2 separate regions of the Mus musculus genome follow, and region 2 is linked to region 1. The links are chromatin loops, found by intact Hi-C in ENCODE. Cell type or tissue: left cerebral cortex. All regions are shown on one strand. Each heading gives the region's core, and the rest is flanking DNA. Links, peaks and the distances in the headings are about the cores only. Region 1 has its middle 17 kb from the start of Gm36023. Region 2 overlaps Slc6a11 (solute carrier family 6 (neurotransmitter transporter, GABA), member 11).

Evidence for each region. A loop is a pair of places that touch in the nucleus more often than their neighbours do. Peaks named below come from ENCODE experiments on the same cell type or tissue, not always from the same donor. Only the 100,000 strongest peaks of a DNase experiment are listed, where the experiment ranks them.
Region 2: a loop joins it to region 1, with 1.9 times the contacts of the local background. A loop is called at or near these places in 2 of 42 quality-filtered maps.

What each region holds. Positions count from the first base shown.
Region 1 is chr6:114,107,051-114,116,192 of GRCm38, reverse strand. No RefSeq gene overlaps it. Among named protein-coding and RNA genes, the nearest start is that of Gm36023, 17 kb to the right of the region's middle. In left cerebral cortex, for the core only: no CTCF peak of the experiment used is centred there; a DNase peak (open chromatin) is centred at 5,284.
Region 2 is chr6:114,245,649-114,254,790 of GRCm38, reverse strand. It overlaps Slc6a11 (solute carrier family 6 (neurotransmitter transporter, GABA), member 11), which reads right to left. Exons shown (of 14, transcript NM_172890.3): 13 at 9,015-9,142; 14 at 4,905-7,203. The coding sequence ends at 7,051. Among named protein-coding and RNA genes, the nearest start is that of Gm46972, 22 kb to the left of the region's middle. In left cerebral cortex, for the core only: a CTCF peak has its summit at 4,226 (motif pointing right); DNase peaks (open chromatin) are centred at 1,772 and 4,237.

The DNA of each region.
Region 1 (9,142 bases), core at 385-8,384:
GCTCCCCTGGCCTTTTCAGAATGCAATACTGCAAATTGACTCTCAGTTGCTTTGAAAGGTGTTAACAAGGCAAATGCTCAGACATAGCCTTGTCTGAAACTTTGTATCCTTGGACTGACAATTCTCCACTCCCTCCCTTCTTGTGCCCACCCTCTCTCCAACTTCTGCTAACCATAACCATTCCTTATGCCAGTGGTTTTCTACCTATGGCCCGTGACCCCTTTGGTCAAATAACCCATTCGTGGAGATCTTATATCAGATATCCTGCATATCAGGTATTTACATTATTATTCGTAACAGTAGCAATATTAAAGTTATGAAGTAGCAACAAAATAATTCTATGGTTGGGGGCGGGGGTCACCACAACCTGAGGGACTGTATTGAAGGGAGGCAGCATTAGGAAGCTTCAAAACTACTACTAAGCTCCATTTCTGTGAGAAAGCACATATGTAAATGTGAATAGTAGCATTTGTCTTTCCATGACAAGTAAACTCCACTTAGCATGATGTTCTACAGACCATCCATGTTTTCAGGAAAAATACATTACATTTCCTTCTTTTCTGTGGCTGAATATTAAGAGAGAGAGAGAGAGAGAGAGAGAGAGAGAGAGAGAGAGAGAGAGAGAGAGAGTGTTAATTTATCCATTGGTAGGCATGAAGTTGAGTCCTTTCTTCGGTGCTGTGAACAGTGATGTGGGGCGCTTGGGAGCTCAGATGTCCTTTTTACATGTTGGTTTTGGTTCTTCGGTATAATTACTGGGGGTGGGGGCGGTAACTGGGACCGTATGGCTTTTTTTTCTTCTGACATGCAGGACTTAATTTACTTTTTTTCTTTAAAAACTATAGGACTGTTCAGGTTCTCTCTTTCATTTTGCTTCAGTTTTGTTAAGTTTGAGTTTTTATAGGGTAGAGCCCAAATTCCCCACTCAGGACGGCAGCACATGGCAGCTGCAGTGCCGAGCCTCCTGGGCCAGGCTTGTTTTAGCCCATCAGCATCCTTGCCATGGCCACGAGGCAAGGCCAGAAAGCCACCTCAACACTTTAGGGGGAAAATATGACAAATCTGTGTCGGTCTATAACTTAATGTGCACGCATGCTGTTGAAGCTGCTCAGTGTGTGTGAGGTGTGGTGTGTGCTAGAGTACCTGCCTGCCTGCCTCATGCTTTTCCTAAAATCTCATCTTTGAGCTAAATCAGGTTGGAAATAAAATATCCTTCAACTGCCAGGGGAAGCTGCCATGCATATTGTTACTACTAGATGCAGGGTGCTGGGACTGACCTGCAGTTAAGATATATTTCCATGGAAATAACTGCTCTCCCAAAAACTGCAGATCAAGAACTTTCTGGAAGCTGAAGACAGTAAAAATAGAATCTGACTCAGAATCCAAAGAATTTCTCCAGAATCTAGATATGGGACTAGAAGTTTAAAAATCAAACATAAGGATGATCAGGCCCTGAGTTCCTAAGCTAAAGCCATCACCCAAGGAAGGATGCTCTATGCCCTGAGCATCACCCTGCCTGGATCTTGCTCCAGGGGGTAACCTTTGCTACTCAGGTCTGTAGGTGAGTCACCTCCAGCTGGAGTGGGGAAGATGTAGATATTAACTCTAGACTTTTGTTTGTCTGGGGTCATTCCCAAAGTGTTGGATCTGATGGGTGACTCCTAACCTAAGGAACATAGACCATGTCTATCCTACCTGCCATTTCTCCATCTCATCTAACCTCGATATCCTTTCTTCTTCCCCTCTTCATTCTTTCTCTGCTCTTTCCCCCACCATTCCCCCTCCCCATCCTCCCTTTTACCTCTCCTCCTGTCCTCCCCTCCCACAACTCTCCCCAGTACTCACTCTCTCTCTCTCTCATGCCTATTCTGCTCCTCAGCAGCTCAGACACCCCCTCCCCACTCCTCTAGTTTCCTTTCTTGTCAGACAGCAGAGCCTTGGAGGAGGTTGCCAGGATACTGGGGTAAAATGGCCACAGAAATATGAACCCTGGATTCTGGAAGCAGGGATAGAAAGGAAACAAATTCAGATCAGTAGGTGCAAAACCAGACCCCCCAGGTACAGGCACCCTTGTGATGCTGAGAGAAATGACAGAGGGGTCTGTGTGCATGCAGCGTAAGCAGGAATACTCCCAAGATTGCCTTCATGCTTAGTAAACTTACCAGGTACCTTTTCCAAGGGCAGTCTATGTGTTCAGTTACAGAGATGGCCACTGGGGGAAGTGGTGCATTTGGGGCAGCCATAAACAATAACAAAGTGTGTGTGTGTGTGTGTGTGTGTGTGTGTGTGTGTGTCTATGTGTATGGTGTGCACACGTGCGTGAGAAAGAGAAAGAGAGAGGAAAAGAGAGAGGGGAGGGGAGGGAGAGAGACAGAGGTATGTATCTCTTGATAGATAGGTAGATAGATAGATAGATAGATAGATAGATAGATAGATAGATAGATAGATAGGTAGGTAGATAGATAGATAGATTTTTTTCATTTAGAAACACTTCACTAAAGCAGTAGTAACTATCATTCAGCTATTCCAAATTCAAGGTCTTGCCTCCAGATTCAGAGCAGAAAAATGAAGAACCAGCCCATCCTGCATCTCCCTCAGACTGTGATTTTCCTGGGCTCCAACTACACACCAGGCTGTTCCTCTGGTAGAGATAGGAAGAAATGTGGCCTTCAGAGCCTCCTGGGTTCCCGGCCCAACTGCCTGCTTCTTCCAGCAGGGACTTCAAGCTGGTTACTTTGTGAGCTTTTGGCTCCTTGGCTGTTGGCAGACAAAGTGAGATAACTAAATGCCCTTTTCAGACCATTTAGACTTTTCAACTTCCAACACTGTCTGCCTCTCTCACCACATTTCTCTCCATTCAAATACAGAAACTTGAGCTGTATTGTGGGGGCACAGGCCTGGAATCCAGCTCTCGAGAGGATGAGCTAGCTGGAACTACACAGACACTGTCTTCAAAACAATATGCATGTGTGTGTATACCTACCTGTGTGCATACGGAGAAGACCAGCACCTAGAGGTTGTCCTCTGACTATCACACCTACACAGTAGCACATCCATGTCCACTCATACATAGAGACAGGCAATTTTTAATTAAATAAAATTTAATTGAAATAAATTTTAGATGACTTAATTAAATAATTTTAAATTTATTTAAATAAGTTTAAAATAATTTAATTAAATAATTTTTAATTTAAGTATTTTTTAAAGGTAAAGAATGAGCCCCAAGGTTGGCTTCCGGCTGCCACGCATGCACGGGCAAGCACCTTTACTCAGTGAACTGTTTCAGTGGCACCACTTTAATTTAAAGAAAATACTTTTATTAATTCCTTGAGCCTTTAACACCATGTATTTTGATCACATTGTCTATGTAAAAACCACATCTTCAGTCTTAAAGGGAACAAGACATAATTTATTTCAAGGTCATTCCGAGAGACATGGACTGGGGTCACAGATCTTGGTTACTCCAAATTCCATGGTCCAACATGGAAGCAGTTTTGTGACGTTTTATAGTTTTACATAGTCAAGGAAGTTATAAATCAAGGAAGTTTAGAACATTGGTGGGCACATCTTGGAGACCATTGCAGCAAGATAGAAAGGGGGAAACTTTTCTATAGGCCTAAGGTCTTACCTGAGATCTTCTTAGTTTGGGAGTTGGTAGAAGTTCGTGTCTGCTAAGTTAATAGATTTCTAAAGCTTTCTATCTATTAGTCACATAATGTTAGTTCAGACACAGAGATGGACACGCAGAGACTGCTCCTGAGGTCTCACACTAGCCCAGGATAAGGGAATTAGCAACATTCCAATCTCTGCAGAGTACTGCAGTTTCAGTCTCTCTCTCTCTTTGAACACAGCTTCTTTATCGGAGTTCTCATTCACAGTCCTCCCAATTTGCCTCCCTAACTCCTCCCTTGTATACTCCCACCTCTCTGGCCTCCCCAGCTGCATGGCATCATCATTTTTAATAAACTATTGGCTCCAAGTATGCCTTTCATGAACTTTGGGGCCAACCATTAAAGCATATTCAACCTATCCAAGGCTGAGTCTCCCTCTACGAGAATGTACTTACTAACCCACAGATCCTCAGCCAGGAGTAGGGGCTCATAAGCCTTCCCATTCTATGCTGAATGTTGACTGGCTTGGTTTTGTGTAGTAACCCACAACCGCGATGAGTCCTGCCTGTCACATCGGATGACACCGTTTCATTTTGGTCCTGCCCAACCTCTGACTCTCAGTCTTTCCAACCCACTCTCTTATGAAGATCTCTGATCATCGCACCCAATAACTGTGGCTGGCCTAACTCATTATATAGACCAGGCTGGCTTCAAACTCAAAGAGATATTCATGCCTCTGCCTCTCAGATACTGGGATTAAAGGCAGGTGCCACTGTCTTGAGTTTTTGTTTTTATAGCTTTTCTTCAGTTGTCAGAATGTCACCTCCTTCCTTTACAGCTCAGAGTTGGTGTTAATCACCACATAGGCAGATTGAATCACCCATTAAAACCCTATCATCAAAGGGGGCTGGAGAGTTGCCTCATTGGTTAAAAGCATGTATTGCTCTTGCAATGATTCAGTTCCCAGCACCCACACACTAGCTCACAACTGTCGTTTCAGGGGATCTGGCACCCTCTTCAGACCTCCATGGGTACCAGACACACAGTACACTTAAATACATATAGACAAAACACTTATACACATAAAAATAAATAAGTGTTAGAAGAAAAACTTTATATTAAACAGTCAGTGAGGTAGCTTATTATGTAAAAATGCTTGCCCATAAACTTGATGACCCAAATTTGATGGCTAACAAATTTGATGGCTAAAGCCCATCAGATAAGAAGACAACTAAATTCTGGAAATTACCCTCTGATCTCCAAACATGTGCACTTACAAATATCATACACATACACACTAACAAGGGAGAATTTTAAAATATTACCAAGATCTTATACCTTAGGCTTACAAATTTACATTTTCCCTCTTTATTTAAAGCATTCAGAGCACTTGGCTGGATGAGATTTTAACAGAAGAGTCAATGGGGTGAGTGTTCTCCAACAACTGCAGATTTCTGGGAACAGATCTGCTCAACAGTCACTGGGCAGCTCAGACCAGCTCTTCCTTGGAGCCAGCTTGTTTGTTTGCCTGGACACCAAATTGTCTCATCACAGCACATCAGGTTTCCTTTGTGATTCTAAAATTCCTTAAGTGTCCTTGGACACTGTCCAGCCTCCCAAATGCTAGTCACACAGCTGATGCTCGAGCAGTCCTCTGAGTCCACACGCTGAGAAGTTCCCTTTCCTATTTGCATGGAGATTGTATTTCACAAACTGCTGAAATAAAAACAGGTTTCATAGCCCATGTCCACAAATGCCTCTCCACTGGTGAGTGGGTGTAAACTCTGCTTCCAAACAGTCTTTCAATGCTGTCGGTTTAATATGCCCAAGATACCAAGGCAGGAATTGCAAGCTGAAGCCCACCACTGCCACAACGAAGGCTTTTCCCTTGATAGCAGCTGCTCTGTGTGTGACTTTGCTTGGAACTGAATGGCAGGTCTTTTATGTTCATGGGTTTTGTTGTTGTTGTTGTTGTTAACACTTCAACAAAATCAAATCAGCTTTGGATTTTGAGTTCGTGATGTGTTGCATCTATTTTTAAACACTGGCAGGTATGAAAACTCACACCATTGTTTGCAAGTGATAAGAAAACCCATCGCCACCAACGGGAATGTCAGGGATGGTCACAGTTCATAAGTCTATCTCGTCACTTTTAATTCACTTACTAGTTCATGTTTTTACTGGATAACTAACACGTGCTCCAAACTGGGAGTATTGAAGTCTGATGGTTTGCCTAAGGAAAGGAGGTGGCACATATGGAAAAAAAAATCAACAGGAAACTAGAATCAGGCCAGGCAATACTTCAGGGCCTTGGGAATAGGGTAACCGTCTTTGTTGAAGAGTGAAGGGCAGCTCCCCAGCTGAGGACTTGAACTAGGTCTTAGAAGAGGAAACAGCATCCTGGCCTTGGGCACTGGACATGTAGAAAGGGGGTTTGACACATGGAAACTTGAAGTGACCGGGCACAATGTCAGAATGCTGCCTTCTTCACATGTGTATGGAAACGCTGAGTTGTTGCTTATTTCCATGATCTGAGAGGTCACTGTGGGGCCAGGATTGCCCTAGTTTACCTAGATCTTCCATTGGCTTCTTCCTGCCCACCACCTGTCTCTGCTTTTCTCTGGGCCCAGAGCACTGACCCTGAAGACTGACTGTAGCTGCAGGCACCATGCCAACTCTGGGGCAGCATGGGAAAGTGGAGGGCCAGCAAACCCAAAGGCGTAGGAGAGGTCTATTCCCATGACTAGCAGAGGCTATATCTCCATGCTCTCTCTTGGGGTGGAGGACATCACTTGCTCTCCTGACTGCTGAGGCTGGCTATGCCTTCCACTGATTCTGGTCCTCTTTACTGCCCCACTGTACTGGTTTAAATGAGAATGACCCCCATAGACACAGATGGATATAAATATATGATTGTTTATTCAACAGTTGGTAGGCTGTTTGGGAAGGATTAGGAAGTGTGGCTTTGTAGAAGGAGTTTTGTCATAAGGGGTGGACTTGGAGATTTCAAAAGCCTACACCAGGCCCAGTGTCTGTGTGTCTGTCTGTCTGTCTGTCTGCTTCCTGTGGATCAGGGTGTAAAGCTCTCAGCTACTGTTCCATTGCCATGCCCGACTGCTTCCCAGCATGGTGATCTTGGAAACTGTAAGCAAGCCCCTAATTAAATACTTTAAAAAATTTATGAGTTCCCTTGGTCATGGTGTCTCTTAGCAGTGATAGAACTATAACTAAGACAACTTCTTGAAACTCCAGGTGCCCCTTTGTTATAAGTTCCTTTCACAAGGCCCTCGGTATCCAGAACCATCTGACTCCTAGACTGCAACCCATGAGAACTTGTAGAGAATCTCTAGCTCTTGTGTGACCCATCATCGGGTCACCTTGAACTTAAACGACAGGAGAATAACTGAGCTCACTTTTTTTTAATATATATATTTTTTAATTAGGTATTTTCCTCATTTACATTTCCAATGCTATCCCAAAAGTCCCCCATACCCTCCCCTTCACTCCCCTACCCACCCACTCCCACCTTTTGGCCCTGGCGTTCCCTGTACTGGGGCATATAAAGTTTGCAAGTCCAATGGGCCTCTCTTTGCAGTGATAGCCAACTAGGCCATCTTCTGCTACATATGCAACTAGAGACAAGAGCTCCGGGGTACTGGGTAGTTCATATTGTTGTTCCACCTATAGGGTTGCAGATCCCTTTAGCTCCTTGGGTACTTTCTCTAGCTCCTCCATTGGGGGCCCTGTGATCCATCCAATAGCTAACTGTGAGCATCCACTTATGTGTTTGCTAGGCCCCGGCATAGACTCACAAGAGACAACTCTATCTGGGTCCTTTCAGCAAAATCTTGCTAGTGTATGCAATGGTGTCAGCGTTTGGAAGCTGATTATGGGATGGATTCCCAGATATGGCAGTCTCTAGATGGTCCATCCTTTCGTCACAGCTCCAAACTTTGTCTCTGTAACTCCTTCCATGGGTGTTTTGTTACCATTTCTATGAAAGGGTAAAGTGTCCACACTTTGGTCTTCGTTCTTCTTGAATTTCATGCGTTTGGCAAGTTGTATCTTATATCTTGGGTATCCTAAGTTTCTGGGCTAATATCCACTTATCAGTGAGTACATATTTTGTGAGTTCCTTTGTGATTGGGTTACCTCACTCAGGATGATGCCCTCCAGGTCCATCCATTTGCCTAGGAATTTCATAAATTCATTCTTTTTAATAGATGAGTAGTACTCCATTGTGTAAATGTACCACATTTTCTGTATCCATTCCTCTGTTGAGGGGCATCTGGGTTCTTTCCAGCTTCTGGCTATTATAAATAAGGCTTTTTAGAAGATTGTTTTTATTATCTCTCTCTCTCTCTCTCTCTCTCTCTCTGTGTGTGTGTGTGTGTGTGTGTGTGTGTGTGTGTGTGTCTGTGTGTCTGTGTGTCTGTGTGTCTGTGTGTGTGTGTGTGTGTGTAGAGGAAGGGAGAGGGAGTGTGTGTGTGTGTGTTTATGTACACCGCAGATATGCAGGTGTCCTTGGAAGCTAGAGAGTTTCAGAAACCCTGGAGCTGAATTTACAGGTGACTATGAGCCTGTAGGTGCTGCAAACTGAACCCAGGCCCTCTGAAATCAACACTTTTAAACACTAAGCCAGGCCAACATTTGAATGGAGGGAAGGATGCTGTTGTCTTGGTAACAGATGCAGGTGTAGTGAGAGAGTAACAGGAGTGGACAGGCATGGTGAGTGGGAGGGCCATTCAGGTTGGTGTTCACACCCCGGTCACGATTCCTGAGGTAGGGGCCCAGGAGAAAGCAGGCACAAGGCAAAATACTGAGTTAAATAATGATCACACCAGGCATGGCCTACCTGAGGCATTTGCTGGGGGTTGTGTATGTGGTTCTGGGTATCTGGGTCTACTTCAGGTTAGGATGCCTAGGTGGACATTGGGGCCAAAGTGGACATGAATCTGAGCTGTGGCAGGGTTAACTAATGAAGAAGGTAGTACACTGAGCACCAAAGAAGCCCCACTGTATGAGATGTCACCAGAATAATAGCACACATACGTGGTCCTTAATCATGTTAGCGCTTCATCCACGTAACTCACTATACGCTAAAAACATCTAAGTCCTACATGTGGTTAGTATTCCTAGCCTACCGGATAATCCAGCTAAGCCCAGCTACCTGCAGCACTCCTAGAACACTGACTGCACTGCTGCTGGGCGAGACTGCCTGACCACTCCTATTCCAAAGTAAGACACCGGAGAGCTGGGTGGTTCACAGCAGGGTGGTGAAAAGCAGTGACCATATGAACTCACTTTCATCAGTGTGAAAGCTGGCATATCTTAATATTATAAATGGGATGTGTGTACACAGGACATGCAGGAAGGAGGCCCAGAGACCCCTTGTCCAGTGAGGTATCCCCTCATCTCAGCCGAAGGATGCAGCTGAATTTTTTAAAATAAGAATTGTTTTATACCTTTTTTTTTTTTTTTTTTTTTTTGGTATGGATGTGTGCCTGCATCTGTCCATGTACTATGTGTAT
Region 2 (9,142 bases), core at 440-8,439, 140 kb before region 1:
CTGGTCAAAAGTCATTTAGCTAGGGCAGGATCCTGCCTGTCTGACCCCTATAGTGGGGGCCCTTTAGTCTCTAGGAGACATTAGCCTCGGCTACCACAAAGTACCATGCTAACAGGACACCAGGCCTTGCAAAACTCCGAGGCTCAAGAGTAACCCATTTCCAGCTTGTAGATGAGGCAAAGTGAGACCTCAAGGGGTGGAAGGATTTGCTAGAGTCTGACTCCACCTGTGGCACATGATGTCACCCAACACTGACCTTTTAAGGTCTAGCTCCTCCCACCAGAAGACTGAGATCTGCTCAACTGCTCCTATCTCCAGCCCATCATCTCAGATGCTCTGCTTCCAGAGCACCAAGAAATCTTAGTCCACTTTCAAACCACACCCAGGATATACATATCCCCTCTTAGGCTGACCCCATCCTCCTCCCCCACCCCCCACCCCTCCTCTGGTTCTAGCTGTCACCTTACCTGGGGCCCCTACAGCAGCTGAGAGGTCTCATTCAAACATGAACCAGAGCCTGTGAGATGGCTCAGAAGGTAAAGGCATTTGTCACCAGGTCTGAAGACCTGAGCTTGATCGTCAGAACTTACATGGTGGAAAGAACGAACCAGCTCCTGCAAGATACCCTCTGACCTCCAAATACATGCATTGGGGCACATGTGTGCCCCTCCATCACAGACACATGTAAATGCAAATAAAGAAAAAGAGAGGAATAACTGAATACATACATACATACATACATACATACATACATACATACATACATATATACCACAGACATCAGAACTTACACCTTTTCTGTTCAACCTTCCCCTTGGTTCCTGGCTCCCTCATTTTACATTGACACTAGCCTGCCAGGCCATCCCGTTCTACCCACTGCCTCTCTCAGTTTAGCATGCCCCACTTTCCCCTAAGCACTTTGTTTTGGCTCCTTGCAGTTCTGGGACTAGTACATATAAGCTTCCACCACAGGGCCTTTGCACGTGTTGCTCTCTTCCAGTAATGCTTTTTCCCACAAGGTCATGATGTCATGACGTGATTCTCTCTCTCTCTCTCTCTCTCTTTTCCAGGGAGACCCTCCATGGATGGTCTATTTAGACCACACACACACACACACACACACACACACACACTCCTGCCATGCTCTCTGGCCTCCTTACACCTCTCACTTGCTTCGGCCCTCTCTTTACTTGACTTCATGGGATGCTCATGGTCCTGTCTCTGCCTACCAGAATGAAGTTGTATGATACAGAGGACCCAAAACTGGCATTTTCTTCATGTAGGTAGCAGCTGAATGAAGGACCAGTGATGGAGGGGAACAGACTGGGTGGGGGGCAGAGGCTGCAGGGGTTGAATCCCCCTGAGAAATGAGTAAGAGAACAGGATTGCAAGGCAGTCGGTGGTGCAAACCTTAACACTCAGTTTCTCTATCTAGTCACTGGTTAGTAACCCCATGCCCTCAGTGGATAAGGGGGTGGGGGGGGGAATGTTGGTTTTATCTGTAGATAAAACAGGCTAGCCATTGATGAAGGTTTCTTCCCTTTCTCCTCCAATAGCTGTGAGAAGCCACAATCTAGAAATAGCTACAATGCCCATAAATGCTGTCACCAGAGGAAGGGTCCTGCCTGTGACACAAAAGACAGGTCCTGCTTGGTTGCTGGCATCTTGGGGGCAGAGCTGAATTCCTGGGCTGATGAGTTTGGCGAGGGTGGGCAGCCACCCTCCTGGCTCCCTCTTCTTCCTCTCACCATCTCTTCCAACCACGTGTCTGTCTTTCCAACCCCCTCAGAACGTGTGTTTGTAGCCAGCTTCTCAGTGGCCTAGGGAGGATTTTTAAAAATAGCGTCATTGATTTCATGTTTTGGAATAAGAAAAGCAATAGACGCGTTCTGTTTAGAAAAAAAAATAATTAGATGGTACAGAAAAGAAAAATAAAAAAGAGAGGGGAATTGGCCTAAATCTTCTCCACAGAAACTTTCATCATCCCTATTTGGTATGGTGCCCCACCCCCAATCCGAGTCCTGTTCTCTGTGGCCGTCCTGTGGGCTTCCTTGTCCAGATGGGATGGGGGCCTGACTCTATGGCAGATGGATCAGAGCTGGCCAGCAGGTGTGAATCCAGCATAGTGTGGTGCAGTGTGGACAGACCCACAGGGCCACCCTGGTTCTTCAGCCTAGTCATCGCTGCATAGTCACTTCCCCACAACCTGCCTTATCAGAATACTCTCCATCGATACCTTTCCGGTTCACCTGGAGTCTTACGAAATGAATGCCACACAGCTAACTAAGGCCTGCGTCAGCTTTGTTCAGAGGGGCAAGACGACTCTGTCCAAGGCATAGCAAAGTTGAAGTGAGGAAGCCAGCCAGGTCTCTGATGGTATTAGACTTGAAGTGGGTCAGACACCTGCACTTAGCCCTTTTGTGTAGTCACTAAGACTGAACTAGACAAGTGAAATCCTTTGCCTAAGGTCACAGCCAGGGGAGAGGGTGTCTGCTGTCAGGTTGGAGGTGAAGCAGGGGAGGGTGAATTATATTCTTTTGTCAAGGGTAGCCTTTCTGTTCCTTCAGCTGGGAACCTAGATAAGACCTTAGGACAACCCCCCACCCCATCCCCAAGTCTCCTGCCCAGGTCCCTGTTTCAGGTCCCACCTTCATAGCCTGAGGTTAGCAGCAGTGCCTCCTGGTGACCTGCTACCTGCTGGTCTAAGGCCCAGATAAGGGATGGGAGAGGGTCTCCCCATTCCTCCCCTTCCTCAAGGTCAACCCATGTCCTCCCGAAGGCCTATGGATGATTACAATGGCCCCCCAGTAATGCCCTTGAACCCTGATTTCTTAAATTCTGTTGGTCCTCTGCCTCTCCTATTCCCAGGGCCTCCGCCCCTCCCACAAGGCTCTTGTCATTTGTCCATCCTAACTCCCAAAGTTCCCTCCCTCACTGATGACTCAATGATCCAACCATCCACCAGGAACCTCTGGTGTCTCTTTTCAGGTCCTGTGGGGGTGGGGTAGGGGAGGGTTTATCTCCCAGTTCAGTGCCTCTTGGAGGTCTCCAGTGTCCCCATCCTTCTGAATGAGTTCTAGCGGTCTTCAATCATTTTCAAGAATGTGGAGCCCTCGAGAGATGCATCATATTTCCAGATGGCTTTCAAGGCTCTCCCTACACAAACTACACCAGCTGTAATTTCAGCATGCTCTTGGGTCACCCAGTGGTGCCAGAGGCTGTGGCACCTCCCGAGTTCCTAAAAGTCAACTTCATGTGTGAGCTTGTCTGGGCTAAGGAGGTGCCCAGGTAGCTGGTTAAACAGGGCTTGCCTGAAGGTCTGTCGGGGGTGGGCGGTGGGCAATGCTAGGAAGAGGTTAACATGTGAATCAGCGGATGGAGTGAAGTAGACAGCCCTCATCATGGTGAGTGGGTATTACACCTTCTGTAGAGGATCTAGGGAGAAGAGAAAGGTAGGGGACATGTAGAGCTGGCCCACTCTTTGCTGGGGCTGAGGCAGACTTCTTTTTCTCAGAGTTTTCCCCTGGGATGGGGCTACAGCACACAGAGGGCACATGCTTTGTTGATTCCCCCAATGTTCCCTGCGGAACAACCCTTTCTCAACAGGGACACAGAAAGATGCCCCAGCCTCTGAGTTAGGCTCAGAGACCACTCCTGTCCCTGCTGGGTGCTGAGTGGTGTGCAGATGGCTTGCCAGCCTCCTGACACCGACAGTTGATCCTGGGGACTGTGATAGGGTCTACATGGGACCTCTGGGGAAGAGTGGGTTCGTCACATGTCCTCTCTGGGTCTCATTGCTACCCCATTACAGACAACTGAGGTAAGGCTCAGGAACATGGGCAGACTCATCCCATAAGCAGCATAGTCTTGCTGGAGAGGCCAGAGAGGCAGCTCCTCCACAGACAGTCTCCATCCAGAAGGCTGTGGACACTGCTTCTTTTGACTAAGAGTGGGAACACTTAAGAAAGGGGGCTGCCCTTATATCTTACCCTGAAGTCCTGGAATGGAAACTGGTAGGTGTTTAGAGACAGCCTATTGGGTGCATGAAAGAAGCTAATGGTACTAGGTTTCAGAAGATCGCTTGCTCTTTGATGCTTGGTCCCTTCCACCACCCACAGGAAACTTCTTAGAACTAGAGAGGGTCTTTGACTTCACTTTCGAATCTCCCCTTTCAGACTCAGGTTATTAGCAGTGTCTATCAGAGCTAGGCTGCAGAGCCTCACTTGGCCAGCAGGGGTCACTAGCACACACAGCTGCCTACCGGTGGACCAGGCACATTCTTTAATCCTGTAAATTCAAAGGTCTGCAGCTCAAGTTTCCTGGGAAGGAAGGCGACACACATTTTTATGACAGCCTTTTACCGCCTCGCTGCTGTCACCTGATTAAGTGACTGTTCAGGCTGTCAGCAGGGAGAGCCCTCAGCTCAGCAGCCCTCAGCTCAGCAGCTCATCTGACTCAAGGAGAGGGACAGGGGACAGATTCTACGGTTTATAAGCCTTGAGACTCTGGGAGGCAAATTGCTTGAGTTATCTGCTCTGATTTTCCCTATCTGTAAAATGGACAAGTGGTTGTGAGGATAAGAGAGAGAGAGAGAGAGAGAGAGAGAGAGAGAGAGATCTGCTGAACACTCTGCTTACCTGAAGCGTCTGTGCAGGGACTACATGAGCCACCAGCCATCAAAGGAAGAGGGGCCTGAAACACCACGGCTCCCAGTGCTGCCTGAGCTGTAATGCTGAGTGGAGAGCATAGCCTCTAATTACAGACGCTTCCAAAGGCATACCCTGAGGATACCCAAAGGCAGAAGGAAAGCCCAATAACGACCACTTGCTGGGCACAGCCACATGGGAGTTGATCCACGTCCTTTAATTTTTAAAAACGAGCAGACAGACAATCTTGTGCTCTTTGGGTATGCCAATAAAAAGTTTGTTATGCAAAACAGCCCAACCCTTTAATAATACTGTAAATATCTCAGAAAGGATATATTGCATCATTTCTAGTAAATATCAAAAAAGTTGTCACAATGATATGTCCCCTTGCCCCCACTTGCCCCCACTTACCCTCCCCTCCTCCCTACAGTTACCCAAATACTAGTATGAAATTACAAAAAAAGACAAAAAGAAAAAAGAAAGGAAGAAAAGAAAGCAAAAAATAACAACCCCCCAAACCACAAGCCTCCCTCTACCCAGCCCCATGAGTAGTGTTAAGAGTGTCAAGTGTTAAGGGCCACATGTACAACACGTGTGTCTATAGTGACAGACATCAGGGATCTGTCTGTCCATGAGGGAGTTGGTGGTGAGGTGCAGTAGCAGCAACGGGCAGCTTCCCTTCTCAGGGGTAGGGTGGAGGGGACAGCCATCAAGGACCAACCCCACAGGTCATCTTCAGGATGATGCTGGCCTTCCCAGAAGGAATATGTGGTCTGTGTGTGAGCAGCTGGGGGTGGTGTGCCCTAGACAAGTGCCCAGTTAGGTGGGGGCAGTGCTGGGCATTTGGCTCAGCCAACTCAGGCTTTAGGTGGGAGCGGGACGGGGGCTGGGCAGAACAGCTAAGAGTCTGGAAGCATTGGGCAAATAGAGCATTCAGGTCTCTGACAGAACACTGGAGCCTTAGCGTGAAGACATCTCACTTTTCCTCAGATAAATCTAGGAAACTACAGTAAGAGGGAAAGAGTGACCCTCCCTCCACTTCCCATCCTCCAATAGCTGGGCAGACAAAGAACCCAGCAGCTGAGGAAGAGAGACCAGTCTAAGAGGTCTGAGCCAGGCAGGAGGGAATGGCACCAGCCTCCCCCTAGAGACCACCTCTGCTCTTCGTTTCCAAGGAAGAGCCTGACAGATGGGTGGCCAGTTCTTCCCTCTGGCAAGTGGAAGTGAAGGCTTCTCAGACCCAGGTGACAGGCAGGTGGAATGGCTCCAGAGTAAGGTGTCTGCCCACAGGATCTGCAGGGGTAGGCAGGTAGGTAGAAGAGAGAGCAGGGGACAAGGCAGGGGACAAAGCAGGGTGCACAGGGAAGGGACTGTGGGTGGAATCCAGCCCCAGGCCTCACTGTAGCTCCCCTGCAGGGGTGGCCATAGATCCTAAGCCATAGATCCTGGCCAGGCAGCTGCAAGAAGAGATGGCTACCTTCTGATCATCCCTATCTAGGAAGGAGGGACAGAGCTGGTGGCCAAGAAGGCTGGACAGATGGTGGGAGCCCCGAACACGGGGGCTGGGGTGCACCAGTTAAGGGATCAGGGTTAGGCTAAAACTCCAGTTGTTAGGGAAACACACTTCCCCACATCATTGGTGGTAAGTTTCACTTAAAATAGGCAAGGTGGGTAGGTGGTAACCAAGGGGACAGAGAAGAGAAGAGGTCTACAAGTCTCTGCAGGTCAAAGCAGCTCTGCGAAGCAACGAGTCAGGTATTCTTCCCTGCTTTGAAGGGAAGACTCCACTCAACCCCCTCGCCCCCTTGGTCTGGGAGATGGAGAAACTAGGGGCCAGGGAGAGAAAGGAGCCACAGTCACTTGAAGGGACAGTCAGCAACTCCTGGTTACTCAGGAGTCCTAACGATGGTGGGAGGCTTTGCTCTCTGTCTTACGACATTGACATGTGGAAGGTGTCACTAGGAAAAGGGGAAGACCAAAAGAAAAAAAAATAAAATAAAACAAACTGGTCCCAGGGCACAGAGGAGGGTGGCCAGGGAAGTTCAGAGATAAAACCAGGAATGACTGAACATCAGAGGCAGATGGGCACCGCTCCCCCACTCCACCTGCCCCCAGCATACGAGTTGACAGTATATAATACAAGGACTCTAGAAAACACCGGCTGAGCCACCCTAGGCCAGGATCTGCTAGTCACTGTACAGAATTATCTTGGTGAGGTGGATATGCCCACTATCACTGGGAAGAGGCAAGGGTACAGGGCACACAGTGGCCGGCTGGGAGTTAACTTGTTAATAAGTCCTGTGCAGACGAGCAAGCCCCTAACATTAGGTGAAGTACGAGGTTCAGGATTCATTTACACGCAGGGAAGGAAGGTTGGAGCCGCATCCAAATGGCTGGTGGGGACTCAGAAGTGTGTCTCCTTCTCTGTGATGGCAGAGATGGTGCCGTCGCCCTTGACCTTGGCCTCACAGTCATTAACGGTCACCGTCCGTGGGCTGGCCCCAAGCTTGCCCCGCATTTTCAGATCGGCGCTGGGGACTGTCAACTTCTGTAATTTCTAGATGGTTGGAGAGGAGGAGAAGGCTGTGTAAGCAAGGATGCTGGGTGCCAGGTCTGTCCATCCTGCCTCCCCAGCAATATAGATGTTCCTTGGAGCCATCTGACTGGGGCCAACCCCTGCCTTTGCCTTACTTCTCAGTTCTGGGCGAGTCATTACCTCCTTGAGTTCCTACCACCAGAAACAGGGATGTCTGAGATCCCTGTTCTGTGAATAAGTGAAAAGTAAGGAAATGGAGACATTTAGCTCCTGCAGCGTGGATGTGGAAGGTAACCAGGCCTAGAGAGTCAGAATCAGGGCTGCCACCCTGTTCCTTCCTTGGCAGGAGGGGCAGCTGGGCTTTGAAGTGGCCTGACAGCTGTTCCAGCCAGGGTCCCGACCTCTGGCCGCATCACTGTACCTGTGAGTCAGGATGACAGGCACTGACCAGAGGGAGTGGGACTTTCAGGGCTATTGATGTGAATGTTGGTTGATCAGAGTCCTACCCTGCCCTGGGTTTGTCACCACACCACTGCAGTGCATGGGAAGGGGGGGGATCTATGTTCTTACTGCGCTTCTCAAGCTATGCTTAGAGGCAGACGCCACCCCTTAATTCAGCTGCCTCAACCTCGTGGAATGCATCTCATGCATGGGCCCCACCTCAGCATCATCTGCCCTTCCCTGGGACCAGGATTTAAGAAACCCTCCTGAGCATGGGCCCTTTCCTGAAAAAAAAAAAAAAAAGCTGCAAGAACTGTGAGGTGGCTCAGTGCTCAAGGACCAGGCTGGCTCTCTTCTCTCTGATGGAAGCCACACTGTCTAGGTAGAATTACTATTTAGATTCATGGCAGCTTATTGACTGTGCTCCTGTGTGCCAGGCCCTGCACCAGGTTCTTGTCTTAGACCAAGGTTGAGAGAAGAGGCTCTGGAGGTAGGTGCCTGGGTTTGAATCCCTGCTTAATCACCTACACAGCTAAGATGTATAACCTTGGTGCTACCCTGCCCTCAGCTGCTGGCCAGAATTTATTGTGAGGTTCAGGCCAAAGGACCAAGCACAGCTCCAACATGATTCTTCCTCTGGGCTGTTCTGCTGGGAAGGTCCTTATACACCACACCACCCCAGCCCCACCCCCCGCAATTCCTCTTAGACCCTTCCTGTGTCTCACAGAGGATTCCCCAGGCTCAATATATGTGAAATGTCAGGTGCAGATCACAAAGCAGGGAGGCCTGAGGCTAGGCCAGATCAGAGAGCTCACTCTGTAACAAGTCCTGCTGTCTGGATAGATAGGATAATGCACTGAGGTAACACAAAGAAGCTGGAAATGGGCTTGTAAGTACCAGGAGGCTGCAGGAGGGCTGAGCAGGATGTCCCAAGGCTGAGGTTCTAAAGTCCCAGGTCAATTCCCCTATGGACAGTTTGGTCTCAGTCTACATTAACCAACTGCCCTTGACCAGCATGTCCCAAAGGGACCTTCCCCATCCGTCTGTCCCCGTGGGCAGGGAGCTGGAGGAAGCATTTTAGGTGGCACTTGTGTTTCCCTGTGGCCTGTCAGAGATGACATTTGGCTACACCTCAGTTCGGATCCTGATTCAAATGCTTTCCCTGTAGGAATGTCCAGACCGTTTCTACCCTCTATCAATTAAGAGGCACTCTCAACCTGTTTGGCGGGTGGGAGGCTGCGGTAGAATTCACAGAATCGGGCTTAATCCAGAAATCTCACAGAGGTGCTTCTGGCACGGTTTAAGGATGGATTCCCGCCAAAGAGGAGCCTGCTGCCGTTCCCCTTCCATTCAGACCCAGCCTCCTGAGCCTTCCTCCATCAACTGCTCACCTCGGGCAGTGTGCCCTCTGTCTTCCACAGCTTAATGAAGATCCAGAGTGGGATACACAGCATGGAGGACAGAGCCATGAGCCAGCCGATGCCGTAGCCCCAAGCAGGATATGTGTACACATTGTTGT